2 separate regions of the Homo sapiens genome follow, and region 1 is linked to region 2. Evidence: read pairs that join two places in POLR2A ChIA-PET (ENCODE). Cell type or tissue: Panc1. All regions are shown on one strand. Links, peaks and the distances in the headings refer to the core of each region. The heading gives the core; the rest is flanking DNA. Region 1 overlaps PIAS1 (protein inhibitor of activated STAT 1). Region 2 overlaps PIAS1 (protein inhibitor of activated STAT 1).

What was found. Peaks named below come from ENCODE experiments on the same cell type or tissue, not always from the same donor. Only the 100,000 strongest peaks of a DNase experiment are listed, where the experiment ranks them.
Region 1: POLR2A ChIA-PET joins it to region 2 with 14 read pairs; 5 of 35 experiments call an interaction of 5 or more read pairs at or near these places.

Annotation. Positions count from the first base shown.
Region 1 is chr15:68,076,285-68,089,903 of GRCh38, reverse strand. It overlaps PIAS1 (protein inhibitor of activated STAT 1), which reads right to left. Exons shown (of 14, transcript NM_016166.3): 2 at 3,154-3,598. Among named protein-coding and RNA genes, the nearest start is that of PIAS1, 29 kb to the right of the region's middle. In Panc1, for the core only: no CTCF peak of the experiment used is centred there; no DNase peak of the experiment used is centred there; H3K27ac peaks cover 2,309 bases.
Region 2 is chr15:68,170,591-68,186,784 of GRCh38, reverse strand. It overlaps PIAS1 (protein inhibitor of activated STAT 1), which reads right to left. Exons shown (of 14, transcript NM_016166.3): 9 at 12,893-13,053; 10 at 11,018-11,148; 11 at 10,131-10,311; 12 at 5,431-5,573; 13 at 3,118-3,155. It overlaps LOC105370871 (a long non-coding RNA gene), which reads left to right. Exons shown (of 2, transcript XR_932396.3): 1 at 1-3,517; 2 at 3,634-4,487. Among named protein-coding and RNA genes, the nearest start is that of CALML4, 27 kb to the left of the region's middle. In Panc1, for the core only: no CTCF peak of the experiment used is centred there; no DNase peak of the experiment used is centred there.

The DNA.
Region 1 (13,619 bases), core at 5,620-13,619, 98 kb after region 2:
TGTCTCAAATAATAAAATAAAATAAAATTTAAAAAATAAATGTTATGAGGCCGGGTGCAGTGGCTCACACCTGTAATCCCAGCACTTTGGGAGGCCGAGGTGGGCGGATCAACTGAGGTCAGGAGCTCAAGACCACCCTGGCCAACATGGTGAAACCCTATCTCTACTAAAAATACAAAATTAGTCGGGCATGGTGGCACGTGCCTGTAAGTCTCAGCCACTTGGGAGGATGAAGCATGAAAATCACTTGAACCCAGTGGGGCGGAGGTTGCAGTGAGCCTAGATTGTGCCACTGCACTCCAGCCTGGGCTACAGAATGGGGCTCTGTCTCAAAAAAATAAAAATAAAAAATAAATGTTATGAGAGCATGCAGGGAAAGTGAAATTGATTCTGGCTGGGGAAGAAATGTACAGATGAAAGGAGGACAGCCTAGAAAGATAAATGAAAAAGGTTAAAGAAAAAAAGCATTTGAAATAAGCCTCATAGAAACAAACAGAATTGAGATAATGAGAGGCCAAAGTAAACAATAAATTAAACATCTTACTTTACAACCACCTTTTACTTCACCTCTCAATTCTTACAGTTAATTATGGACAATGAAAAGAATACTTTAATTATGGCTCCAAAATAAAGGCCTTAAAATTATTTTAAATTGTTTTAAAGAAATAACAAAATGATCGTAAGAATGAATGAGAATTACCTAATAAAATGGGAATTATCAGAACTACTGTCTTCCATTTTAGTTAGAAATACAAAACCATGCATAAAAACATTCAGTTTACATTTGAACATCTTAAAATCTGTTTAAATCTAGTGCTTAAGGCCACAATGGAAGGGAAAAAATGAAAAAGTAAATGTGCCTGTCCCATTCTGGACTCAGTGATAGTTGTGATCAACTAGCCAGCTGGTGTTCGAAACTATGTTCTCAAAAACTTGATTTTAAATGTATGTACGTTTAGAAATGAAGAGAATGCTGGAAGCTATTTAATTTTCCAGAAAACGTGGTTTTCTTAGATTTAAAACAAATGAACTACCGGCAAAAATAATCATTTAGGAAACTAAGTTATGTGACAAATGTAGCCACTTCATTTAATGAAGTACAGAAAAAGTCTTAATAATGTTAAAGAATTTATAAAAACAGAGCCTTAAAATATACTCATCCTACACCCTGAAGACTAATTACATAAAATCTTTTTTCAATAAATATTTTTCACATTCAATAAGCATTGCCCTTCAACAAATATTTATTGAGCCAATAAACTTCCACAAATTACTTTGTGGTGAGATCTTTTTATGCATATTAAATTGGTTTGTTTTTAATTCTATAACGATGAGATACTGAAAATCTATTTACATATCACTAAGCAATTCTATACCACCTATTCATTTGGTGACTTTCTGTGAATACATACCACAAACAGCAGATTTATTCATGAAAACTGGCATTCAAATCATACTTCAAATATAGTCAATTATTGCTATTTGTGACATTTATGTTCATAAAATCACCACAAACACTGAATTTGCGAATATATAATCACTGCTACCAGGGGAAGTATAGGGTTAGGTTCCTGCAAGCCCCTGGTCACAACGTTTTCATCAACTGATCAATACATAACACATATGTACACATACATACATGTACACAGACCATATACAGAGATATGGATAGATACAGATATGGCCTTTAATTTAAAATGGGATATATATATATATATATATATATACACACACATAATCAGACAGACAAGAAAAGATGCATATGATATATTATTAAGGGGAAAAAAGGGAAGTTATACAATACTATGTATATGATTCCTTCTGTAAAAAACAAGAAACAATTTGCTTATACTATATATGCATACACACTAAACAGCTAACAAGGAAGGAACTTTGGCAATTCCATTTTTTACAATGAGCATGTGTCAGTTTTATAAGCATACAGTAGATTCTCAAAAAATGTTTTCTTATTATGGCCACTTAAAAAATAAAATAATGTGATACAAAACTCACGTTGTTTGAAAATGACTCCTATAATCTTCGTGTATTCAGATAATTTCTGCTAAATATAATTAAAAACAAACACTTCATATTTCAAAGATAGAATTTCAGTAAACATTTTCAAAATGTTCTCAAAAATTCGCAAAAAATGTTCTCAACACTTGCCAGTCCCCCAAACTGAAATGTTCAATGATCTGTAACAGGGATTCACAAGCTTTTACTATACGGGTAAATATTTTGTGCTTTACAGGCACACATGGTCTCCGTTACACATTCTTTGTTTTTGTTTCTTTCCTTTTTTGTTAATAACTCTTTGGGAATATTTTTCAGATTTCTTAGCTCAGAACCACATAAAAACAGGCCACAGACTGGACTTAGCTTGCCAGCCGTAGTATGCCAACAAACCAGCATTTAGAAGTCTGATATTTTAAATATATTATACCAAAGGCATCAGAGGTCACAACAGTTGAGTTTTATTCTACGTTAAATAAATAAGGTAGCATTATAGCAATTAAAATTACAAGTTGATTAATATATTGAATTCTATATGCTAGACTACAAATCAAATGATGGAACAACACAGTAAAATAAATTTCAAGCACTTATATTATATAACCGTAATCATGAGTGTGCATGTGCATGTGCATGCCTGTAAAGCATGCACTTCTCCACTTGAAAAAAATCAGCTGAAATTTAACTAGCATACATCAAAGCTCAAGTCTCCTTTTATGATCATTAAAACCATTCACTCATTTAAATAATCAAAACTAGTCAGTGATTTGTTTTAGAGATCATCAACCCCTGAAAATTAAGAACTAATCAGAGACTTGTAGTGATTCATTTGGTTTTAATTTAATTTATGAGATATTATAAAATATTAATCAACCTTCTAAAATACTACTCTTTGGAAGTTTATATTCTTGAAACTTTTTAATATTTACTTTGTCAGTAACCATCACTATACTACCTTTTTTCCTGAAAGACAGCTTTTATATATTTGATTTTATCTAAATTTGAAAGATCTTCATTATTATCCAGCTGTTACTATCAAATGAAAATTTCATTATGAATAATAAACTGGGTCAAAGTAAAAGCCTAAAACGAAAATTCATCCTGCAAAAGTAACCAAATACTATCATACAATAATCTTACCTAGACTGGTGGGTTTTATCAGTTCATCCAGTAAATCATAAAATGGTAATTTTTGAAGTTTTATATCCGGATGGACTGGGTGAAGAGCTGATGTAAGATGTGGGAGTTCCAGTTCATGTTTAGGTCCCAGAAGAGAAACAGGGAGTAATGGCGATGATGCAGGGTGACCATCGTAAGTGAGTTGTGGAATGGTAGATGGAGACAAAGTTGCTGGCATAGGACTTGAATGTACGTTGGGGATGGACAAGTCTGCAGGCGTCATGATTTTCTGTGGGAACCGCCGCCTATAGAGTTCCTTAATTTTCATTTGCACAGCAGGACTACAGCCAGCCTTTAGCAAATGCAGGGCTTTTGTGAGAAGTTCGTGTTTGCGTCCGTGCTTGTTTCTCCCGGCGTAGCCCAACAGTACTTGGAGTTCAGAAACTCTAAGGCTCATAACCATTTGCTTAGAGAAAAAACAAAATGTAAAACATTAGTATTCCAATAATATAATTTACACTATTAAATGACACTTTATTATAACCCCCTTCTTATGGTTTACTTAAGCAAATAAAGGCCAGCTCACTTATAATCCTATTATTTCAAACTTCAAATTTAATCATTTAACGTTAAGTAACCAAAGAAATTTAAAATTAATATTCATAAATTCATTGACTTCTACCCTTGGTTATAAGAAATATAGGATAAAGTATACACCAGGGAAAACCACACCTCACTTTATTCCACTGTTTTGATGAAACTGTCAGGTATTTATCAAGCACTTACTGAGTCTCCAGGAGAATGTCGAGTGCTATGTAGATGGCAAAACGTAATGATGTGCTCTCAAGAATATTTTGTTTTCTTGGGGAAGAATTATAAGTATATATGAAACAACAAACAGTCCATCTCAAACACCAGATGTAGGCAGGATATCAATAGCTATTATCAAGTGTTACTTACATTCTGTACTAACTCTGGAATTTGTAGACTTAAGTTACACCTTTTTTGACCAATTATATATCAGATATTCTATTTGATATTTTCACATGGAATGTCATTATCTTTACAACTCCGCAAGGTATTATCCTGCCTGATTTATACATGAGGAGACAAGTTCAGAAAGGTTAGATAACTTATAAAGCCATAAAGCTACTAAGGAGTAGTCAGGATTCAAACCCAGATATGTCTGATTCTAAAGCCCATGCTCTTTCCACTAAACCATTAGGAAAAAGACAGAGCTGGACTCATATTACTGACTCTCACTTAACTTGCAAGGCCAAGCTAGAAGTCCAGCAACCCAATTCATATGCCATAATGCATGAGGCTGCAGTAATCTATTTAACTTTGTTTACCTATGTTCGCAAACTTATTTAGTCCCCCTTTCTCCTTTTTCCCCACCTACTAATAGGAAATGACCATCTATACCAATCCTCCCATTTTAAAGTGGTGGAAAATGGAATCCAAAGAGAAGAAATCACTTACCCAAGATCACACAGCTATTAGCAGAATCCTAAAAGATTGCATCACCACTGACAGGGAGTATTAGGATAAAAAGACACATGTAAGCTTACCATTTGCTCTCTATTTCTCCAACTAATTCCTTCACCTCATACCAAATACACAAAAGCTATGCTTATGCTGCCTTCCCTAACTCACCACCACTCACAATGATAACCCCAGCCAATTCTCTAAGGGTTCTTTGCAGGTGGCAAAACCATTAAGCAAAAAATAAAATACTGAGGAGAAAAGTATATAAAGAGCTTTATAAGCAATATAGCTGGTTAATCAAAGAAATATGAGTCCTTCCTTTACTTCTCTGGCTTGGAAAACTCTTTCCTCAAGGTCCAGCTTTTGTTAGCCTTTGGCCATTAGCCTTGGTAGGATGATCTTTACTCTCACTATTTTTACAAAGGCCACTTTTCGCATCTGTATTTTAGCATTTATTTTGCTTTATTGTAATTTTCTGTTTACACAAGTGATTCTATAAGCAAACCAGGGTTCTCCATGGTACACAACCATATTACCCTCAGCATCTACAACTAGGGCCTGACAACAGTGGAAACTCTTCAAATGCCTGCATAATCAATGAGTGAATGAATGAACGAACAAATAAACAAGTAAGAAAGGACACCAGAAGAAAGGGTGGGAGGTAGCATCTACAGCGATAACTTATCCAAATAAATGCTCAAATTCATGTTCTGTAGAGGCATGCAAAGATATAACGTAAACCTTAACAAATTCCACCCAAATCTTAGAAATGTTTTCTCTTTTTAATGTTATCAAAGATTGTAAACAATTACTAACTATAATATCAGCAGGATATCAATTTCTCCCTACTCACCAAAAGAGTACAAAATACTTCTAAAGACTTTTATTATTTAAAAAGGAACAGGGACTTCAAACTGAAATGTACTATTAATAAGTAAACTGCTTTTAAATAAATAACATGAAACTTCAAGGATTAGAGGTTAAAAATAAATTTAAGTTGGCATGGGTCAAATGTACTGCATTTTACAGAAAAAAAAAGTACAAATTTTGAAGAGAACTATTTCAACTCCATTCTCCTAAATCAAAAACAAACCAGCAAAATTCAGTGACTACTGTAAACTCTGCATTGATGACAGCTTTTGTCTTTATTCCATAGGTACAAAGATTCAGATGCAATGCAGATGTATCATTTTCCTATTTTTGTAGAAGAATATGTTGACATTTCTCATAAAATCTCTTGCTTGATGGTCCAAAAAAGTTTATGACACAACAATAAACTTGAGCGCCCTCAATTACATTTTTTGTCTCTCTCTGAAACAAAGAGTAGCAGCAGCAATAACAATACTTGGTACATAGTAGGTACTCAAATAGTAGCTGCTATCAGCAAGCCAAGCTTTTTAGTTTTGTTTGTTATTTAAGAGATAGGGTCTTGCTATGTTGCCCAGACTGTTCTCAAACACCTAGGCTCAAGTGATCCTGCCTCGGCCTCCTGAGTAACTGGGTGTTTTTTTTTTTTTTTACAGGATTCATCATCAATTGTCATAATTATCAGGCAGGTACTGTTCTCACTTTTCAGGTGGGAAAATAAGACTTAGCAAGGTTAAGAAACGTGTTGAATGTCATGCAACTGGTTCTACTCCAAATGTACTTTCTTTCATGCTATAATATGTTGACATTAAGAGGAAACGAACCACATGCCTTTAATTGGATAACAGAAAAACCTATTTGAAGATTAATTTATTTAACTCAATCTCCATTTCAAGCTTCAACATTTTGGCTTTTAAAAACTGGCGATTAAGATAAGAAAAGAATGTGGATTCAAATTAACCATTGCAACTTATAATCAGGTATAATGAAAAATCAGGTGCTATCTATTGCTATTATTGGAACAGCTGTTGCATACTCTTAAGGACTGTGATAAGCATGCAGTATTTTTTAAAATGAAATAAAAGAAGGGGGCGGGAAACACTGAAGCATCTTTCAACAGAAAAGCTGCAAAGAAGCATAAAGCAGTCAATTCACAATGAAAAGTGTTGACAACACTGAGGAAAACTAAACACTAACACATCTGAGTTGTTGAAATGAAATATATTTTAATCTGCATTTAAGGTGTTTAAAAATCTCCATTTGTTAGCACAACAAAATAAATATTTACAACTAAGGATTGCATCAACCACTACTACTATTAGAAATCATTACTTCCTCAGCAATTTTGTAGCATTCTGCTGACTCTACGTCCTCAATTGATAGAGATCTCAGAATCCTAGGGGATTTAGAATGCCTCAGAACTGTATATATTTTGAATGCAAGAGCATTCTGTAAGGAGCAACCTCTTAAAACTAATTTTCATAATCTGACAGACGTGAACACAATTTAAAAAACCAAAAAGTTTTACAAGAAAAACAGCAGTCCCTTCCCCCTTTAACATACCCCACAATTTTCAAATCCCCGAGGCAACCACTTTCAAGTCTTTTTAGCTAGTTCTTCTGGCATTTTTTTCTCTATATTCTATGTAGTAGGTCTATGCAGCTGTTTAATTTTTTCTTTGAGGACTCTACTGACTTCCTATTATAAAATATAATGGTTTAGCTCTGTTACATCTTCTCTCCCTCATCTTTCTATCATAATTTTTGGTTGAATCAATTGTCAGTACTTACATTATTACTATGGCTGTAAATAATATTCACAGCTGAGCCAAAAGTACATCATGATTACTCTTTTCTGTATAACTTTGCTTTCCTTACAGTTAATAACTACACCATTTTTCCATTTGCTTAGGTTTCTAGGTACCTACTGCTAATTCATCTGCAAACAGCTAAAAGTATTAACTTTCTTCTCAATATATTCAAATACATCAGGTAAATCAGTTTTCTTTCCTGTAGCCCTCCACCATATTCCAATTTGGACTGTAGGCTCTCCAAGCCTGGTGCACAATTATGGTCATGGAATTTCCCTTTAGCTTATCCCAGGAATTCCCTTGTCTCTCTTTTATACTGGATCCCGTTTCCTTATGCCACTACTTCCCCTTTCTTGGTTTTCTCTTTTTAGTGGGGTATTTCCTCTAGCAGCTTTCTGAGAAAGGGGGCATGTGAGGTACGATGTTTTTATTCCTTGCATTGTATTTTTAAAATCTTCATTTACCCTTACGACTGAGTTTGGCTCAGTACAGAGTGCTGGGCAGGAAATCATGTTGTGTCAAGATTTTGAAGGCCTTTCCTTATTGTTTTCTGGCTTCCAGTGTTAAGAAGCCTAGTACCAATCTGACCCATAATCCTTCATAGTCAACTATATATCCCCATCTGGAATCATAGCAGCTTCTCTTAATCTGTTCTGAAATTTTACAATGTTGTGCCTTGGGGTTGGTCTTTTTTTTTTTTAATTGCATAAACTGATAACTGTCGATCCTTTTAAACTTAGAGATGTATGTCCCCTTCAGTTCTGGGAAGTTTTCTTACAATAATCTTCCTTCCATGTCTTTGTGTTCTCTTTCTTATACACTTATTATTCAGACACAGGTCTTCCTAGACTGATAATCTCATTTTTCCTTTACTCTATTTTCTTTTTCCTTGTGCATTTTTACATCTCTTGTCTTTTAGCTCTATCTTCTGGGATTTTCCTCAATTTTATCTCCTAACGCTTACATTAAATTTTTAATTTCCATGAACTCTTTTAATTTTCTGCATTTCTCTTTTCTTTTTCCTCTACATTTTGTTATTTTTCTTTTTTGAGAATATAAATTGGGTGTTGATGTTGTTTTCTTCTTCTCCCTACACTGGTATCTGCCTTTCATGCCTGAAGCTTTCCTTAAATGAGAGACAATCCTGGGCTGTGCATACATAGTTAAGAGTAAGATACTAAAAAGATGATGGGAAAATCTATGTGAGTGAGCAGACCAGGGTACTTCATCTAGAATGACTGGGCAATAACCTGGCTATTTTGTTTGGATTCCCTTTGCTTCCTTTTGTCTGATCACTTTTGACAGAGAGGAACAACCCAATCTCCTGCTTTGGTGGTATAAGGCTGGCTTCTAGTGTTCTAAGGGCAGAGTAGTGCAGAATGGGAGGTTCAATACATTCAAGACAATAACATTTTATTCAATCCCCTTTTCAGATATGTAAAACTTTACAAAAACACAGATATATATGTACGCAAACTCTGTCCCAACTACACAGAGGCAGGGGCCATGTTCTGAGAAAGATAAATACAGACAATACTCAAACAACGTCAACAAGCAAACAGGCTTTTGCAACTAAACAGAAAGTGCCAGTTTTATTGTCTCATTAGCTGTGACCTTCCATTATTGAAGGTTATATCTACACTGTGGATAAGAATTAGGTACTTCTTGTTGAACAACATAATTACTCTTGTTCACACATCCCACTGCAGTGGTTTACAGGATTAGTCATTAAGCAGACTATATTATGAGTCTTTATCTGGTATCAATTTATAACGAATTGTAAACCAGAATGAATTCCAAAGACAGACAAAATAGGGATTTAATAATGTCATAATATTTCATTTATACTTTTGCCTTTCATCCACAAAAGCAAATGCATAATCACAAATTCTGTAACTGCACACATTAAAGCTTGCACACAACAACAAAAGTATTTTATTATTTTCAAAGTCAGATTCTTCATTCAATGGGGCTTACTTTTGGATGATTTCTAAATCTTCTCATTACAAATTGTTAATAAGCAGCTATTAGCAATCTGTCAACAATGCCCCATTCAACCAGAAAACCTAGTTAGACAGTTTCTATTCAAAGCAGCAAATCAGGTTGGTTACATACTTCTCCATAATCTTGTTTCACCCAATTTCTCAACTTTTATCTATTTTGCAGCATAAGACAACCGGAAAATGACCTGTAGTGCCTACTCCTCTAGTTAATTATCTTCCACCTCTCCAGGTCCATCTTATTGACTGCATTGAGGTCCCACAAAATGACAAAATATTGCAATTATACATAAATAGAGATCCCATTCTTCTTTAAACAAAGTATAAACACTGTTGAAATGGTACACCATGGCTTTAATTTTTGATAGATAATTTAAACATCATCCTTATTTATATACTACCACATTTCATGAAACTTCTATCCTTCAAAAAGCTCCTTCTGGACGATAACCTGAACATTAAAAATAACAAATCCAGCCAGGCGCAGTGGCTCAGGCCTGTAATCCCAGCACTTTAGGAGGCTGAGACAGGCAGACCACTTGAGGTCAGGAGTTTGAGACCAGCCTGACCAACATGGTGAAACCCCATCTCTACCAAAAATACAAAATTAGCCGGGCATGGTGGTGCATGCCTGTAATCCTAGCTACTCGGGAGGCTGAGGCAGGAGAATCGCTTGAGCCCAGGAGGTGAAGGTTGCAGGGAGCTGAGATCGCACCATTGTACTCCAGCCTGGGCAACAACAGCGAAACTCTGTCTCAAAAAAATAAATAACAAATCCAACTCAGAATGTTATAACATTGGAGTACAATATTTTTCCTAAAAAGTTTAGGCCAGGTGTGGTGGCTCACACCTGTAATCCCAGCACTGTGGGAGGCTGAGGCAGGAGGAACACTTGAGCCCAGGAGTTTGAGACCAGCCTGGGCAATACAGCAATACCTCATCTCTACTAAAAATAAAAAATAAAAAATAATTAGCCAGGCCCATTGGTGGCACACACCTACAGACCCAGGAACTCAGGAGACTGAAGCAGGAGGATCCCTTGAGCCCAGGAGTTCGAGGCTGTGGTAAGCTGTGATCACACCACTGGACTCCAGTCTAGGCAACAGAGTGAGACACTGTCTCAAAAAGAAAAAAGGAAAAAAAATTTTAAAGGGCTTAGTTTAATTTTAAAATTTAGAGTGCAAATTTCTAACACATTGCCAGACTTCTTATGCAGAGGTGGGAAAATATGGCTCTTATTTAAGAAAAAGGCTGCTCTGCACACAGATGTTCAATAAATGCTTTTTGGATCAATGCACAGGCCCTAAATGAGTATGTATAGGAAGAGAAGACAGGAACAATGAACACATAGAAATAAACTAGTCTTCAGAAACATGCGTAATCATCGTATTAATTCAATTCTCAAAAGTTACTGAATACCTAAAATATGCTGAATAAATGTGCAATACAATATAATGGTACTGGCAAATACAGAATTTGGATTCTGGTACTGACTTGGCCACTAATTTACCAAATTACAATCTTACAGGTTCTGTTTTCTCACTTTGAAAAAAAAAAAAAAAGAGGGATTAACTAGAGGTTCTCAAAGATTCCTTAAAATTTCAAAATTCAACATTGTAACTGTATTAAATGAAATTTTCTTCTCATTCTTCTACTCTTCTACAGTTGGGGAAATACAATACATACAGTTAGTGAAATCTTTCTATATTAAAAATGTTTTCAATCATAATTTTTAGCGTCATTTACATGGGTTGACAGACTAAAAATGACAAAACATAATATGTATTAAATACTTATAATGTACCAGTAACATACTAATTATAGTAAGCATGATTATCTTATTTAATCCTCATATGAACCTACAAGACAGAGCATTATTATTCTCACTGTATAGATAAGAAAACTGACATTACATCTAAAATCACACAGTAACTACATGATGGAGATAGGGCTCAAATCTGACCTGATTCCAGAGTTCATAACTAATACAATGTCTTATCACAAGCTCAGCCAGAGCTGAGTATATGTTACACTGAGACACGGACAGGAAATGGGTGACGGGGGCACTAAATGACAGTCAAGGAATTTATACAGTATAACATGAGCAGGCAGTGGAATAAATGCATATTTTAGAGGCAGTAAAGATGTAATTGAAATAGTGCTTAAGGAAGTTACCGAAGTAACCACCAATAGGATGGCTGAAATAAGAAAAAAACTAAGAAATAAACCTTCTGGCTAAAAGACATGGCAACACGCAGGATTTATCTACATGTAAGGTAAGAAGGAACTGTGCAGTGGAAATACAGGAGACAGGACCAAGAAATACTGCAAAGAAAAACTACAGGCCATGTTCAATATTCTACAAACAGGTAGGTCTTTTAAAAATTAGTACTGTACTTGATCATGAGAACAATCATCATTCACTTTTCAAATAAAATCTAGAATTTAAAAATACTAAGTAGGGCTTTAAGAAGTTTTAAGTCTATTAAATTCTAAAAGATGATTATTCTTTCCTAACTGTCCCCTTACCAAAAACAAACAAAACACTGCATTTGCAATTAGATGATCTAAGTTTCAGATAAGACAAGAGACAATGAACAGTATACCCTATCTGAGAGAAAGCTGAAAAGCCTAAAAGAAGAAACACGTATTAACAAAACAAAAAGTGACAAGAATGCATCTTCTAAACTAAAGAGTCTAAATTACAGCCTTCAGTCTGGGTCCTAGTATAGAGATTAAGGAAAAGTCCTAGAGGGGTGGTACTGAACTATTTCCGAGTAACAGGAGTAACCTACTGAAGGTAACAGAGCTAGCAAGTAGTGGAGCTCAGACTCAAAAGGCAAATGCCAATGTCCACACAATGCTACATGGTAATAACAACTACAGACACTATCACATAGTATGAAAATGTTTTTGGAAATAACAGCAACAGAGTATCAAAAACAGAACTTAAAGATCTTCTTGTCTAAAACTCCATCTAATATATGAAGTTTTACTCCAACTTTCTTGACTGGGCCCCCAGCCTCTGCTAAAACACTTCTAAGAGTTCACAACCTTTAAAAGCTGCCCACATTAGCGAAAAGCTCTAGGAATTGAAAGTTCCCTTTAAAGTCCGCCCAATGGCTCTAAAATTTCGTCCTCTTGGTATACCAAAATTGACTCTTAAAATGCTTAAAATGTGTTAAAAGGACTCTTTTCCTTCAACTAGCTAGACCCCTTCCCACTCCTGATCATTCTCAAGCATTCTGCAGTCCATAGTACTCAGAAGTGAATGAAATAATCTAGATATGGTGTGACTAGTCTCCAACACAGCAGTATTACTATCCCTCTTAATATGAACATGGTATTTTTACCAATATAACCTAACAAGTCATTCACGTTTTAGGTTTGTTTTATTTGGACAAGAGGGGATGTATGGTATGTGTTATTCTTTTATTTCAGCAGGGAGGGGGCTGCATCCACATCATCCTGTTGCTTATGTTAACTAAAACCTTTATTCTATCTTTTTCACATAAATGGCTACAGTATAAAGTCAAACCACCTCATCCTCGAATACAATTTTTTTAATTTAAAAGTAGAACGTAATGTTTCATGCCATTAAACTTCATGTTTTTCAGCTCTTCATTCCAGCCTTTCAAACCCCTTTTGAAAAATTGTATCCTACACCCCTCTATTGTACAATTATCACGAAATGTGGTAAAACACTGATTTTCCAGTTTATGTCCTCCCATAGATTTTGAGTTTTTCAAGGGTAAACACTCATCTCCATATCCCCTATGCAAGTATAGTTAATGACACCAAGTAAGTGCCCAACAGATGATGATATGAATTCCTCTTCCTTTTATAATCTTAACACACCCTTTCCAGTTCCGTGTCATATATAAAATCTGAGAATTGTGCCCTTAAATATTCACCCAAGTCATCCTTAAGAACTTGGAATATGACAGTGTCAACTCTCTAGGGCCCTGAGCATATCATAAGAGATTATCCTCCAAGTAACAATAAAATTTAAGGCTACAAATGAAGATTATTCAACTATTTGCGATTAAGATGACTCTTTTCTCCTAGGATTCCCCAATCTTTTTTGTTGTTGTTCTTTCTTTTTTTGAGACAGAGTCTCACTCTGTCGCCCAGGCTGGAGTGCAGTGGCGCAGTCTTGGCAACCTGTGCCTCCTGGGTTCAAGTGATTCTCCTGCCTCAGCCTCCCGAGTAGCTGGGACTACAGGTGCATGCCACCATGCCTGGCTAATCTTTTATATTTTTAGTAAAGACGCGCTTTCACCGTGTCAGCCAGGATGGTCTCAATCTCCTGACATGATCCA
Region 2 (16,194 bases), core at 4,309-12,308:
GTAGGCAACTGTAACACAATGCTAAGTATGTGTATATCTCAACATAGAAAAGGTACAGTAAAAATATGGTATAAAAGATAAAAAAATGATACACCTGTATAGGGCACTTACCATGAATGGAGCCTGCAGTACTGGAAGTTGCTCTGGGTGAGCCAGTGAGTGAATGGTGAGTGAATGTGAGGCTTAGGACATTATTGTACACTACTGTAGACTTTATAAACACTGTACACTATGGCCACACTAAATGTGTTAAAAATATTTTTCTTTCTTCAATAATAAATTAACATTAGCTAACTAATTTTACTTTATAAACTGATTTTTTAAAACTTTGACTCTTGTAACACTTAATTTAAAACACAAGTACATTGTACAGCTGAACAAAAATATTTCCTTCTTTATATCCTTATTCTGTAAGTCTCTATTTTTAACATTTTAAAATATTTTTTACTTTTTAACTTTTTTGTTAAAAATGACACACACAACACATTAGCCTAGGCCTACACAGGGAGGTCAGGGTCATCGATGTCACTGTCTTCCATCTGCACAGCTTGTCCCACTGCATGGTCTTCAGGGAAAATAGCATGCATGGAGCTGTCATTTGCTATGACAACAATCTTCTGGAACACCCACTGAAGGACCTGCCTGAGGCTCTTCTTAAGGAGGTGTCACTCTTTTCAGAAATATGTCCATGGTGTTTGGCTTGGTTTCTTTTTTATCATAGGTTTGCTTGTAAGTAGATAATGTACCATAAACATTCCTCTCTATTAATGAAAACCTTTCATTGTTAGGGCCCATGTTTTTTTTGTTTGTTTTGTTTTTGAGATGGAGTCTCGCTCTGCCACCCAGGTTGGAGTAGAGTGGTGCACGCAATCTCGGCTCACTGCAACCTCCGCCTCCCAGGTTCAAGTGATTCTTCTGCCTCAGCCTCCCGAGTAGCTGGGATTACAGGCGTGTAGCACCACGCCCAGCTAATTTTTGTATTTTTAGTAGAGACGGGGTTTCACCATGTTGGTCAGGCTGGTCTCGAACTCCTGACCTCATGATCTACCCGCTTTGGCCTCCCAAAGTGCTGGGATTATAGGTGTAAGCCACAGCGCCCAGCCAGGGCCCATGTTTTTAAATTTTTTAAGGAGCTTGTTGAGGTCTGCAAAAGCTTCTGCTAAACCTTTCACTGTGAATTTTCTTGGAGGTTCTTCCTTTTTGTCTCCTGCAGTTTCCTTTTCTCTTGCACCTTCTTCAGCTGCGTGTTCCTGTTCCAGTTCCAACAGCTCATTAGTCAATTCCTCAGGAACCACATCTAGGAGCTTCTCAATGTCATCCTCATCTACATCTAGGTTAAAGTTGTTTGCCATGTCAACCACAGCCTTGTCCATTTCTGCAACCTCTTCATCCTTAGCAGATTCTTTGAAGTCATGAACAAACTTCTTCAGTGTCTTCTAGATGTCATTCACATACTCCTTGGTGACATCAGTCCATGCCCAAGCAAGGTTCTTGATGCAGTCATAGCTGTTGTAAACCTTCCAGAATTGCATCAGTGTCCTCTCGGTGTTTTTCAGTTGCAGCAATAGCCTGGGCAAAGATCCTCCTTAGGATCTTTTAATAGGCCTTAAAAACTGCTACAACTCCTTGATTCATTGGTTGGATCAAAGAGGTGGTATATGGAAGGAGACACAACACTTTGATATTGGGATGAAGATCACCAATGAAATGAGGATGTGTGGGAGCATTATCAACAAAAATCATCATCTTGAAAAGTATGTTACTCTCTCAACAGTACTTCTCCATTTTGCTGGCACAGCAATTCGGGAGGACATCCTGGAAGAAAAGCTGGGTCATCGATGACTTCTTATTGCTCCTGTAGTACACGGGCAGTGTGTGCTTGCTGACATGCTTGAAGGCTCTGGAGTTCTCACTGTGCCAGATCACAAAGGGTTTCAATTTGTAGCCTGCAATATGGCCCCAAGCAAGACTGTTATCTTGTCCTTAAAAGCCTTGAAATCTAGCATTGACTTGGCTTCTTTATGGATGAAAGTCCTTTCAGCCATTTATTTCCAGAATAGGGAGGTTTCATGCGTATTGAAAATTTGTCTGGCAAGTAATCTTCCTTCATAATCAGCTTATCTAGAGTTTCCAAAAATTCTTCAGTTGCCTTCACATCTGCATTTGCAGACTCTCCACTCACTTTGATATTACATAATGAATAATGATTCTTCAATCGTTTAAACCACCCGGAGCTAGCAGTACATTTAACACTGTAGTTGGGTCCAGTCTTTTCTTTAAGCATTGCAAACAAACTTTTTGCTTTGGCCATGATCATTATGGTGCTGAGAGGGATATGTTTCTGTGTCTGGTCTTCAATCCAGGTCACTAACAAGTTTCTCCATATCTGATACAGGCCCTTCTCAAATTTTTGTTAGTCTTGTTGCCTTGAACAAAGCAGATCCTTTAACAGCTTCTATCACTTTGTTCTTGTTCTTTAAGACTGTAGCTATGGTAGAATGGGACTGCCTGACTGGTGAGCAATAACTATCACTGATCTTCCACTTTCATCGTCCTTAATCACTTAATTTTTTTCCATGTCAGTCACTCGATGTGGCCTCTTACTGGCAACATTAGCTGTGGATTTTGTATGCTTAGGGGCCATGATGAACAAAACAAGACAAGATTTTCATCAAGCACAAGAGGAAATGATGCAATCAAGAGATGTGGCAAACTGGGATGTATGAGGCTGTCCTGGAATAACATGGCACACTGTTTTACAGCAAACTTAAAAAAAAAAAAAGTAGAGGTACACTCTAAAATAACAATAAAAAATATAGTAAATGCATAAACCAGTAACAGAGTTGTTTATTATCGTTATATTGTACATAATTATACGTGTGATACTTTTACATGACTGACAGCATAGGTTTGTTCACACCAGCAACACCACAAACATGTGAGTAATGCCTTGTGCTACAATGTTACCATGGCTATAATTGATGTAGGGATTTTTCAGCTCCATTATAATCTTATGGAATGCATATATGGCCTGTCATTGACCAAAATGTCATTATGTGGCGCATGACTGTATTTTTAATGTACAATTAAAATAATAGTAAATTTTTCATAACATACCTGATTGTCTCCTGATAAGAAAGGAAAGAAATCTAATCCTGTGGAAGAAAAAATTATTTCAGTTTAAAAAAAAAAGAAGGAAAAACTCTTCCAAATGCCCCAATACTTCAAAAACAAATACAAGTCTTATATGCTATGTCACTCAGAATTTTATTTAAACATGAAGAGTTGAGCTAAACGTTTTACGTCTCTCCTTTCTTTAGATTACTAAGGCTGAAAACTAAGCTTTGGCAATGATTTGTCTTCTCCGTGACCCCATTTGGGGGACTGGGGCCATTACTACTCTGTCAGATCTAACACTGATCCTTAAACGGGCATAGTACTTTTAACAAATGCTCTGGACTCCTCTTAAGGAAACTTTCAATCTGCTCTAAGTTACTCCTCACAAGCACTTCATGAGGTATGTAATTAGTTTTGCCCTCATTTTGCAGGTGAGAAAGTTTGAAGTTGAAAGAGTTAGGTTAAGTAAGTTGTAGTACTGATTTTTCTTTCTTAAATTTGCTCATTTGCTATCAGATTCAACTGACAGACTGCAGTGGCATGAGGGGAGAAGAGGTTTGAGTGCCTGCAAACTGGCTACTATTACATAAGAAGGAGTAGTTCTGCTACCTGGCTGCTGAGGATTCACTGCAAGGAGGCCCCTTCCAATTAACATTCTTTTCTAGATCACCCAGTGTGTAATGCGATGAAGAGCAAGTGAACAAGCATGAATTAAATGCTTCATTATGATATCTAAACTTGGGGAAAGGTAAAACACGCAGCTATAGATAAATATATTACAACACCACAGATACTCTGGGCATCTACTCACTGTCTACATTATAACCGATTACAACACGAAGGCTTACAAAATGCATAGCACTGTTGTTCTTGATAGTGACAGTGCGTTTCATACATGTAGAAAAAAAGGTATAGAAAGATATCTAACCGTTAAGAGCAGCTGTAACTGGCTGGCCGTAGTGGCTCACGCCTGTAATCCCAGCACTTTGGGAAGCGAAGGCAGGCGAATCACCTGAGGTCGGGAGTTTGAGACCAGCCTGACCAACATGGTGAAACCCCGTCTCTACTAAAAATACAAAATTAGCCAGGCGTGGTGGCACATGCCTGTCGCGCCATTGCACTCCAGCCTGAGCAATAAGAGCAAAACTCCGACACACACACACACACACACACACACGCAGCCTGAGCAATAAGAGCAAAACTCCGACACACACACACACACACACACACACACACACACACTAGCTGTAACTTCCCGGGAATGGGGTTGGGGGATAGGTAGAGGGAAACTTTCACTTTATGTTTCTGTGTTGAATTTTCTACAATGAGCATATATGGCTTTTTTAATAAAAAAAAGTTCTTAGATTATATGACTAATATTCAAATTATTATGCTACAAAGATATAAAAACAATTCTTTTTGATAATATAAATGATTATTATGAACTCAAAATATATAAATGAGTATACTGACATTTCAAACAGCTTTTAAAAAGAAGGATCAGATAAATGTATACACCTAGTATGTACCCACAAAATTAAAAAAAAAATTTTTAAGAAGGATCAAATTCATTAGAATAAAAACTAAAACTTTCAAATGTCTCAACTCACCATTATCTAAAACATAATACAACATAGTTACCCACAATGCCTGTTGCATTACAACTAAAGTCAGGGTACAATAAATAATGTTCACAGGGCTGGGCGTGGTGGCTCACGCCTGTAATCCTAGCACTTTGGGAGGCCGAGGCAGGAGGACCACGAGGTCAGGACCAGCCTGACCAAAATAGTGAAACCCTGTCTCTACTAAAAATATAAAACATTAGCCTGGTGTGGTAGTGGGCGCCTATAATCCCAGCTACTCGGTCGGGAAGCTGAGGCAGGAGAATTGTTTGAACCTGGGAGGCGGAGGTTGTAGTGAGCTGAGATCGTGCCACCGCACTCCAGCCCAGGCAACAGAGCAAGACTCCGTTCCCCACGGCAAAAAAAAATAATGTTCATAAATACCAAAATTCAAACCCACATACTAGCAGTCATTCAAAAACAATTTGCAGAGTACTCAGGAGCTCACAAAAACTAAAGATTATTGCACTAGTTTTACCACTGGGAGTAAAACACTGGCTACTGATGACAGTACAATCAACGAACTGGGTCAGTATTTATAACAACGGCATATTATTTCTCTCAGTTCCCTGGGTCCAAGGCCCTGTTGGCTCAGTCTTCCAGTTCTTCCTTAGATTCACCTAGAAGAGAATTATATAGATCAAAGGCATTCATAATGCTATGTGACAATGTAGAAGAACCAGTGACTCACCTTGTAAGTCGTAAGGCATGGGTGTCATGTGGAAAGGATGCCTATAGTCTTGGATGAGGGAGGTATTAATGTAGCTTGTGTCTACAGCAGGAAGGCTTGGGGTGCGGGATACTGGAGATGCTTGATGTGGAAGACTTAAAATGCTGGAAGAAGGAAAGATTGGCATAGTTTTCATTAGCCAGTTAAACTCTCAAGGTTAACAAAAAAAGGGGTTGTATCTCACAATGAACCCTCGGTTTAGTGCTGGAAATAAGAACAAAACCAAGCAAAGCAATGTATAATTTAGATTATACACAATTATGAGAAAATAATTTGTATACATAATAGCATTTAACAGAGGCCACAGGAAGAAGTGGACAGATGCAATGGTATCCAACATTCACAAACCTCACATTGCCTTTGGAATATCATCACCTATGCTTTCAAAATGCAAGAGAAAGGTACAGTTGAGCCACTTTAACGGGATATGAGTGAAAGATACCTACATCAAATGAAAGTCGGAAACCCTTTTAAAACAACACCAGAGTATTGGCTATTAAGAAGCATACGTATGCCCTAGCAAAGAAAATACATATAATAAGACAGAGGGAATGAAGCAATCTGAGTGGTTCGGAGTTACCAGCTGGCCCCTCAGATTGTAATCTTTAGGAGGGCAAAAACTGGGTATTGTTTAGTATACCCAATGCCCAGTACAGTTATCAGCACATTGTTTGCATAAAAGCCCTGCTGAATCTAATGTAGTGAAACAAGAAGAAATACTCCAAAACGAATAGGTAGTGGAGAGTTTTTAAAGAGAGAACAGTATAACTGGAAAAAGAAAACATAAAACAAGAATTAGGACTCTAAAAAACAGTGAAAAGTTTAAATAGCTAAGTAGCTTTTTTTTTAAAATTTACTAACAATTAAGGGAAAGGAAAAAAGGAGAAGAAGGAAAAAATAATAATTTAACTAACTTTGGGGCCAGGCATGGTGGCTCATTCCTGTAATCCCCATACTTCGGGAGGCTGAGGCAGAAGGATAGTTTCAGCCCAGAAGTTGCCCAGCCTGGGCAACATAGGGAGACCCTGTCTCTACGAAAAATTAAAAAGCTTAGCCAGGCCTGGTGGCACGTATCTGTAGTCCCAGCTACTTGGGAGATAGATGAGAGGATTGCTTGAGCCTGGGGGGTCGAGGCTGCATGAGCCGTGATTGCACCACTGCACTCAAGCCTGGGTGACAGAGCAAGAGCCTGTCTCAAAACAAAACAAAAACAAAAACAAAGCTAATTTTGAAAAGAAAAACAATTATAGTAGCCCTCTTAGAAGGAAACATAAGGGTTATATGTTACCCCAACAATACAAGAGGCTGAAGGTGTATGTGTTATAGAAAATAAAGAGAAAGGAAGCAATAAAGAGGCTGTCTTTTGCTTTTAATGCTTCATGTAAAGTACCTGGGGCATGGGGATGCAATTTCAGTGGTATAGAATATTTCAAAAGAGGGCCGGGCGTGGTGGCTCACACCTGTAATCCCAGCACTTTGGGAGGCCAAGGCGCATGGATCACCTGAGGTTGGGAGTTTGAGACCAGCCTCACCAACAGGGAGAAACCCTGTCTCTACTAAAAAATACAAAAAATTAGCCAGGCATGGTGGTGCATGCCTGTAATCCCAGCTACTCGGGAGGCTGAGGCAGGAGAATCACTTGAACCCAGGAGGCGGAGGGTGTGGTGAGCCAAGATGGTGCCACTGCACTCCAGCCTGGGAGATAAGAGTGAAACTCTGTCTCAAAAAAAAAAAAAAAAAAAAAAAAAAAAGAACATTTCACGAGATGACAAGGTTGGATTTCTAGGAATAGAGTTCCAGTTATGACCATCTACCACATTTTAATGAATGGGATATGAAGCATAAAACACACTCTCGTCTGCCTCATAAAAATGTTTCATCTAATGGAAACTTTGTTAAACCTCTTATATCTAGAAAAAGTACCATTTACCATTAGCTGAGTCTTCTCACAATGTCTAAGAGATTATAAGAGAGGATTTAAAATGCTAGTCTTTGAAAACATCTCAAACAGCATAGACAATTTCTGGATGAACATTAAGCACTCAGTGGCTAAAGACAACAAAATGTTTTACATTTAGTGTTTGCCTCTAATTCCTGGCTGCATGCTTTTCTTTCAATTTGTGATAATGTTTTGAAATGCATTTCAACCTTTATACTGCACAATAACAAACACAATATGCTGTACTGAGGTTTCCAGTTACCAACTAGTCATTATTATAAAATGGCTACTAGTGTTGACTATGGTGTGTTATTCTCCTTCTAAGGATGTAAACTTTCAAGTTTCTTGTTTTTATCTGCAAATAGAGAGAGAAATGTCTGGCATTTGCAAATACTATAGCTGGGTTCAATTAGTCACTGGGAAATTCAGGAAGTACTTAATGCATTTAATGTAATTTTCCAAACATAATAAACATTATTTATTTTATTTTCTCCAAATATTTTTGGAGAAAGAGCAAAGTAAATATCCAAAGAAGAAATATTAGATTCCTAAACACTCAAATGTTTTCTTTAAAGAAAAAATATATAGTCAGTAATACTATTGCATAGTTTACATAAATACATATTACTATTAATAGTCTAAAGAACAGAACAAATATATATATTATGATGCATTTAGCCCAAAAGTATTTATATATCCAGAGGTTTATGAAATATCTTTTAAAATTGTGATTATGGCACTTAAAAAAATCACATGACAATGTGTATTTGGTCATACTATGGTTTGATATTTACAAAATATCTTGGAATTGAAATTCTATAGATACTTGTTCTAACTTTAGGTAATGTGACTTTTCCTTTTCTCCTACTCAGACATAAAATACATTGGTGTAATAACAAGGTCAGGCTTGCTGGGTTATAGCCATCAAGATAGGCTTTTATCAGAGGTCATGTTCATAACAGTAGGATTTGTGCTTAAATTATTCACTTTGTTTAGAATGATGATACTGTTTTTAATGTCTTTGTTTCTGTCTGTATGCCAAGATGGACTACTGTAGAATGAAAATACCGATGTGTGAAATGTTTGACTGAAATCTTATTTTTTTTTGAGATGGGGTCTCATTCTGTCACCCAGGTTGGAGTGCAGTGGCACGATCTTAGCTCACTGCAACCTCCACCTCCCAGGTTCAAGTGATCCTCCCCCATCAGCCCTCCGAGTAGTTGGGACAACAGGCACACAGTGCCATACCCAGCTAATTTTTTGGTAGAGACAGGGTTTTACCATGTTGCCCAGGCTGGTCTCAAACTGATAGAAATCTTTAATCTCATCATACAATGTCAAACCTGAAAATGATTTGACTCCAGGCACAGAAATGCCTGCTCTTGATCTGGTGTTGTAACAATGCCATCTATGGACTTCCTTCTCTCTCCTACATTCTTTCTTTAGTCCCTAATGCTTGCTGGAAGAGTTTCTGGTTAGCTTCTATTCAGTTGCAACAGGCCATGTGATTCTCCTGCTTTATACCTAAAAAGGGACACATCTATTTCTAGATTTACAATTAGTGTGCTACAATTGTGCTTCAGCACAATTAGAAATCTTGCTCAGAATCCCTGATGTGTCTACAGGACTAACAGCCTGTTTTGAGAGTATAGTTGGAGTATGCTACTTGTTTTACCACCCCCCAGAAAGTGCTAAGCTGTTTAAGGTTAAGACTGTACTTACTCATTTTATTATCATCCATGCTTAGCTGAGGGTGTTTTATACAAAGTAGATAACAATGTTTCATGAACTGAAGTATAACCTAGGTACACTGTTATTGATATAAGACTAATGGAAAATATGGGAGAAAACTCTGCAAAGTGGGAAATGTTGTGTGCTGCAACAGAAGTCATTCACTACCAGCCTCATTCACATTCTGAAGCAGATTTAAATCATTGGTCTTCCTCTGCTTTCCACTTGAAACACTCAACTTGGGGTGAATTTTACAGCATACATTCCAGTTTGAACAAATGTTCTACATCCTGTGAGCAGGAGCAGGATCACCTGGGAACTTAACTAGAAATACAAATTTTTTCTTTCTTTTTTTTTTTTTTTTTTTGAGACAAAGTCTCGCTCTGTTGCCCAGGCTGGAGTGCAATGGCACGATCTTGGCTCACTGCAACCTCCACCTCCTGGGTTCAAGCGATTCTCCTGCCTCACCCTCCAGAGTAGCTGAGATTACAGGCGCATGCCACCACGCTTGGCTAATTTTTGTATTTTAGTAGAGATGAGGTTTCACCATGTTGCCCAGGCTGGTCTCAAACTCCTGAGCTTGGACAATCCACCTGCCTCAGCCTCCCAAAGTCCTAGGATTACAGGTATGAGACATGACGCCTGGCCTAGAAAGACAAATTTTCTTAGTCTCTACTCCTGACTCAGACATGGGGGCGCAATGTATGCATTTTATTAAGCTCTCAGGTAATTCTGATGTACGTACACCACAGTTTGAGAACCACGGTACTAGAATGATCTTTTGATATGAAGAATACTATATCCAAGTACCCTTTTGGTGCATTACCCCAATCCCTCCAGAGTATTACAAACCTGGGAAAAATTCAAACTATTCTTTGATTGCTAAGTTAAGTTTCACAATCAAGAATCATTTTATTTGGCAAGTCTTTAATCCCTATTTGCCAAGTTAATTTTCATGATTACTTTTTTTTTTAAATGTCTCAGCACTTACCCTTTATTATTTAGTGGTGATGTGGGAGATAGGGAAGGACAGGTCCTCTTGGCAGATGGCTCTTCTTCCTCTTCATCAGATGAACTGTCTATGGTTAGGTCAATCACTTCTACTTTCTTGTTTTTATTTGAGGACTGGTGGTGAGACGCTACCTGATGCTCCAATGTGGAGCTCAAGCATCCTATATGGGAATGATTAAAATACAAGGCAAGGGAAGAGCTATGACATCTCTCTTTTCTCAGTGTCACTACAGTTTATCAGTTACAGTTTAGATTCACAATATTGTTGGAGCCAGAGAGTAGAAAACCAACAGTGGCTCTGTTCTTCTAAGTTTAAAACTATTATTTAATAATAGTAAATTATTTTTCAAAATAATAAATTACTGAATTAGAGCAAACAATCAAAATGTGTCATATGTCCACTTCAGAAGAAAAGTAATTTGAGAGCAGACGGTATATTAATTTTTGTCTGTATAGTATCTGACATACTTAAATACGATGATAGCATTTTCAAAACTCATAGTGTCTTTACAGCAAAAACATACTAAAAGCCAGGAAAAAATAAATAAATGAAAAAAGAACCTTTACTACTCTGTATCAAATCTGTTAAAAATTTAAAAAGGGTACAGTTTCAAAAGTATGAGTTTACAAATGACTAATTATATTACATTACTTTGAAATCTTATATCAGTAAATTTTTTAAAGCTGGCAAAAAAGTGAATTTAAAAGGAGTTCTATTACTTCTGAACATTTAATCAATAAGTTAATAGGAATTATTAAGCTATCCACAAACTGCTCAGTGATTTTTAAAAATATATGGATTTTAATATTGAAAACCAGACTTAGAGCAGTAGGGAGACTGCCTCTTCCTTGTGAAGAACTACTCACCATCGACTCCATTGTAAGAGGCAGAAACTTCCTGTACTTCCTTTTTTGATCTCATCGGTGCCCAAGTGCCATCCTCCTTAAATTGTATTTCATCACAGTCTGTACAGTACTTTAGGATTTCCATAAACAAGCTATAAGAAAACAATTCATCCTTAGAATATATTTTAAATGAACATAAAGGTTGAACAACTTAAGTTATATTTATTCTTAAAATCTAGTACTAACTAGGAATATAGCTGCCTAATTTATGTCACATTTATGTAAGAAAATATCATGTGACCATGAAAAATGACATTTTCAAAGATTTTTAATCATATGGGAAAATGTTCACAAAAAGTGAGAAAACGTCAACAAAAGAAAGCTTCATTTCAAAAATAAAATTCTGTGTGAGTAGTATATAGACAGTAGTTACCTCTGGGTGATACCTTCATGAGTATTTATTTTTCTTCTTTATACTTTTTTGCATATTCTAAATTGCCCACAATAAGCATGTCTTATTTGATAAACTAAAGCAAAACATATACAAATATGTAATCAAAGGTTAAATCTCTTTGATAAAATACCGTGACAGACATTTAAAAACATGTATAAAGAAAGCATAAAATTAATTACGGCCAAATTCTTAGGTTATAATGTTAAATGAAACCAAAGGACAAAAATTATTAACAGTGTACAATCACAATTATGGAAAGACAAAAATCAGAAAATCATATACCGAAAAAAGCTTTTTATTTTCCTGTGTTTTCCAATTTTTCTTTAAAAGAGTATGTGTGTACATGGCTTTTATAACAAGAAATGGGAGAACCTAAAGCTATGTAACATATAAAGTTGGAAAATATCACTATTTAATTCTGATTTACTAGTAAGTGATCACCGACATTTCTGAAAAATTAAACATAAAACATTTAAGTTACATGTTGTTTGTTTGTTTGTTTCCCATGACTGGTCTGACATCTTTCAAGCTCCAGGTTATACTTGTATTGCTAAATATACTTAATTTCTGATATTACCACCTTTAGGCTCCTATGTTTTCTTAAATACTACAGGTAAGTTGCCTTAAGTGTTTTGCTAGAAAGTACAGGAAATATTAAGTAGAGGCTGGGTGTGGTGGCTCACATGCCTGTAATCTCAGTACTTTGGGAGGCCAAGGCAGGAGGATCACTTGAGCCCAGGAATTCGAGAGCAGCCTGGGCAAAATGGCAAGACTCTGTCTCTAACCCCCCATCCCCAAAAAAATCAAGGAGATGTCCTCCTTTTCACAATTTGTTTTTGTTTAGTGGCAAAAAGCAGGAGGAAAAGGGGGCTGCAGAATAGAAGAAAATTTAGAGGAACATTCCAAGATGTCTGGTAGGATAGATAAAACAAAGAGGTGTTAAAAGCAATAATTGGTTTTGTGATGCTATAGGTGGGCAAGACAAAAAAGAAAAAGAAGACCATGACTGAAGGTGGATCTAATCTCCAGAAATAGGCTAACTTCTATTGAAAAGCCCAATTTTGGATGAACCTGAGTTAACCCAAATTTCCCCATACATTCTTGTTCCAATATGGTCTGCATATCTAGGGATGGATGGACTAATGACAGGAAAAGGAAAAGGTATAAGCACACCCTGCTTAAAAGCACCAGTGCTTTCAACGACAAATGCCAGGAGGCACTGACAGTAACACACGCATTTTCAAACCAAGGGAACATCAATTTAAAAAGATAAAATATTCATAACACTAATTTGAAATAAATTACTTTGAAAATATTGGTTTGCAGACTCACAAAAATCCTACAAATATATAACTTAGAATTTTCATCCCAAATCTGATGTGTAACAAACCCAGATAATATATGGTCATTTCAAGGTACCAAAAACACTTAAAGTAACATACCCATCAATAATAAGGTGTTCATATGGAGCCTTCTTATCACAGACAGGACAAACCCAGGTTGGTTTTTTCTCATTCATCTGAATGTAAAGAGTTGCGTCAAAACATTGTAGATGAGAACATGTAAGGGCCCGACACGGAATTGTCAGCCGCATTTTACCAAGCTTTAAAAAGGGAGAAAAAGTAAATATTAGATAATTGCTATTCAACATTTAAGCTTTGACAAAAATTTCCTAGAACACAACAGGTAGGCATGCTGATTTAAAGCATACAGTGTTGACTTTTCATCAATGTAGAAGAACATTAAACACATTTCCTGTGAAATATCCATAGGTTAAAAAATGACAGTATTTCTTTGGCTATCAAACAAAATGACTATGGAAAGTCTACAACAAGGGTTATTTACTAAAATCCACAGCTCACAGATCAGCTTTTGGTGGAGAGGGTCATAAACCCCTTGAATTACATTCAAAATTTCGTGTGTGCATTTTTCTGGAGAGAGTGCTTTCACCAGTTTTTTTTTTTTAAACAGATGGGGTCTTGCTATATTGCCCAGGCTGAAGTGCCAACTCTTATTCACAGGCACAATCGTAGCACACTACAGCCTCAAACTCCTGGGCTCAAGCAATCCTCCTGCCTCAGCCTCCAGAGTAGCTGGGGATACAGGCGCACACCACTGTGCCCGGCTTTTCTCAAATTCTTAAAGCAGTCCTTGATCCAAAAAAAATTTAAGAACCACCTTACTAGGGATTAGGGAAAATAAAGAATGCCCTATTAAATACTGCACAATACAGAGATGCATTGATATTTGCTATCAGTCTTATCTATGAATGAAAGTAGTTCACAGGACAAAACTGAATCAATAGTGATCATTCCCCATGATGTTTGGCATAATTGCCAAGTGGCAGCTCTGAGGAGGAAGGCAGGTGCACACACTCTGCATTGCTTCCTCACTGGGAACCATCACGAGCAATTCAGCCTACAGCCCTGGACCTCTAGCATCTCCAGCATGTCAGGAGACTTCTTGCCCTGCAAATATTGCTTCAGCTAACACGGGTTGAGTCTATCCAGGAAGAGGAAATCTGCTTCATCTGGTCCCTGAGCTGCTAGCTTTAGCCCAAGGCAGAAAAGCCACGCAGAAACCTGCACAGGGAGGTACCACATCACTATCTCATTCCCTGGAAGCCAGCTTGTACCACTGTAGAGTCCCCAGATCCCACAATGGCCACCATATAGCAGAGAAGTTATCTACTTTCAATAACCACATTATTTGCCAAGTACCAGGAAAAGATTTGTGAACTTGAAAAATATAAACGCTTGTGCTGGAGAGGATGTGGAGAAATAGGAATGCTTTTACACTGTTGGTGGGACTGTAAACTAGTTCACCATTGTGGAACACAGTGTGGCAATTCCTCAAGGATCTGGAACTAGAAATACCATTTGACCCAGCAATCCCATTACTGGGTATATACCCAAAGGATTATTATAAATCATGCTACTTATAAAGACACACTGGACACGTATGTTTATTGCAGCACTATTCACAATAGCAAAGACTTGGAACCACCCCAAATGTCCATCAATGATAGACTGAATTAAGAAAATGTGGCACATATATACCATGGAATACTATGCAGCCATAAAAAAGGATGAGTTCATGTCCTTTGCAGGGACATGGATGAAGCTGGAAACCATCATTCTGAGCAAAGTATCACAAGGACAGAAAACCAAACATCACATGTTCTCACTCATAGGTGGGAACTGAACAATGAGAACACTTGGACACAGGGCGGGGAACATCACACACCAGGGCCTGTCTTGGGGTGGGGGGCTGGGGGAGGGATAGCATTAGGAAAAATACCTAATGTAAATGATGAGTTAACGGGTGCAGCAAACCAATATGGCACATGTATACCTGCACGTTGTGCACATGTACCATAGAACTTAAAGTATTTTATATATATATAAAACATATAAAAGAAAAAAATATATATGAAAGAAAAATATAAAGGCTTGAAAAGAATATGAGTTAAATGAGGAAAAGATTCTTGGCTTACTTAGATCAATTTCAGGGAAATGTGAAATTTCCTAGTCTACCAGGAAATTAACTGTCATTTGGGGCCCAAAATAATTGCTTTGATACCGATGATTTACTGTGTCTCTAAGAAAGGCATTTAGCCTTTCTGGGCCTCTTTTACTTTCTCTAAATTAACACTATTTCCTCCTTACTTCAACCAGATGTAGCCATGATGAATAAAAATAGAACACTGAACATGCTATAAACTTACTGAGACTAGAGCAATGCCAGTTTACAGTATCAGAAGTATAACCTGGAGGGACCTAGAGTAAAAACTGGTAACTCCCTTCTGTGTACTCCCAACTCTACACTCCTGCATATGATTACAATCAAGCACCACATAACATTTTGGTCAACACTGAACCGCATATACGATAGAGGTCTTCAAATTAAGACAGCCATGTTACTGGTTTCTGTATTTACTATACTTTTTATCATTATTTTGGAGTGTACTCCCTTTACTTATATATATTTTAAAAGTTAACTGTAAAACAGCCTCAGGCAGGTCCTTCAGGAGGTATTCCAGAAGAAGGCACTGTTACCATAAGAGAGAACAGCTCCATGTCTGTTACTGCCACTGAAGACGTTCCAGTGGGAAAAGATGTGGAGGTGGAAAGTAGTGATACTGATGATCCGGACCCTGTGCAGGCCTAGGCTAATGTGTGTTTGTGTCTTTGTTTTTAACAAAAAAGTTTAAAAAGTAGAAAATAAAAGTAAAAAATGTTAAAAATAGAAAAAAGCTTATAGAATAAGGATATAAAGAAAGAAAATATTTTTGTACAGCTGTACAATGTGCTTGTGTTTTAAGCTAAGTGTTGTTATTACAAGAGTCAAAAGTTAAAAAAAATAAAAAGCTTATAAAATAAAAAAGTTACAGTGGCCAGGTGTGGTGGCTCACACCAGTAATCCCAGCCCTTTGGGAGGCCGAGGAGGGAGAATCACCTGAGATCAGGAGTTTGAGACCAGCCTGGCCAACATGGCGCAACTCCGTCTCTACTAAAAATACAAAAATTAGCCAGGCATGGTGGCACACGTCTGGGATCCCAGCTACTTGGGAGGCTGAGGCAGGAGAATCGCTTGAGCCTGGGAGGCAGAGGTTACCGTGAGCCAAGATCACACCAGTGCACTCCGGCCTGGGTGACAGAGGGAGACTCTGTCTCAAAAAAAAAGTTACAGTAAGCTAAGGTTTATTACTGAAGAAAGAAAAATATTTTAAATTTATTGTAGC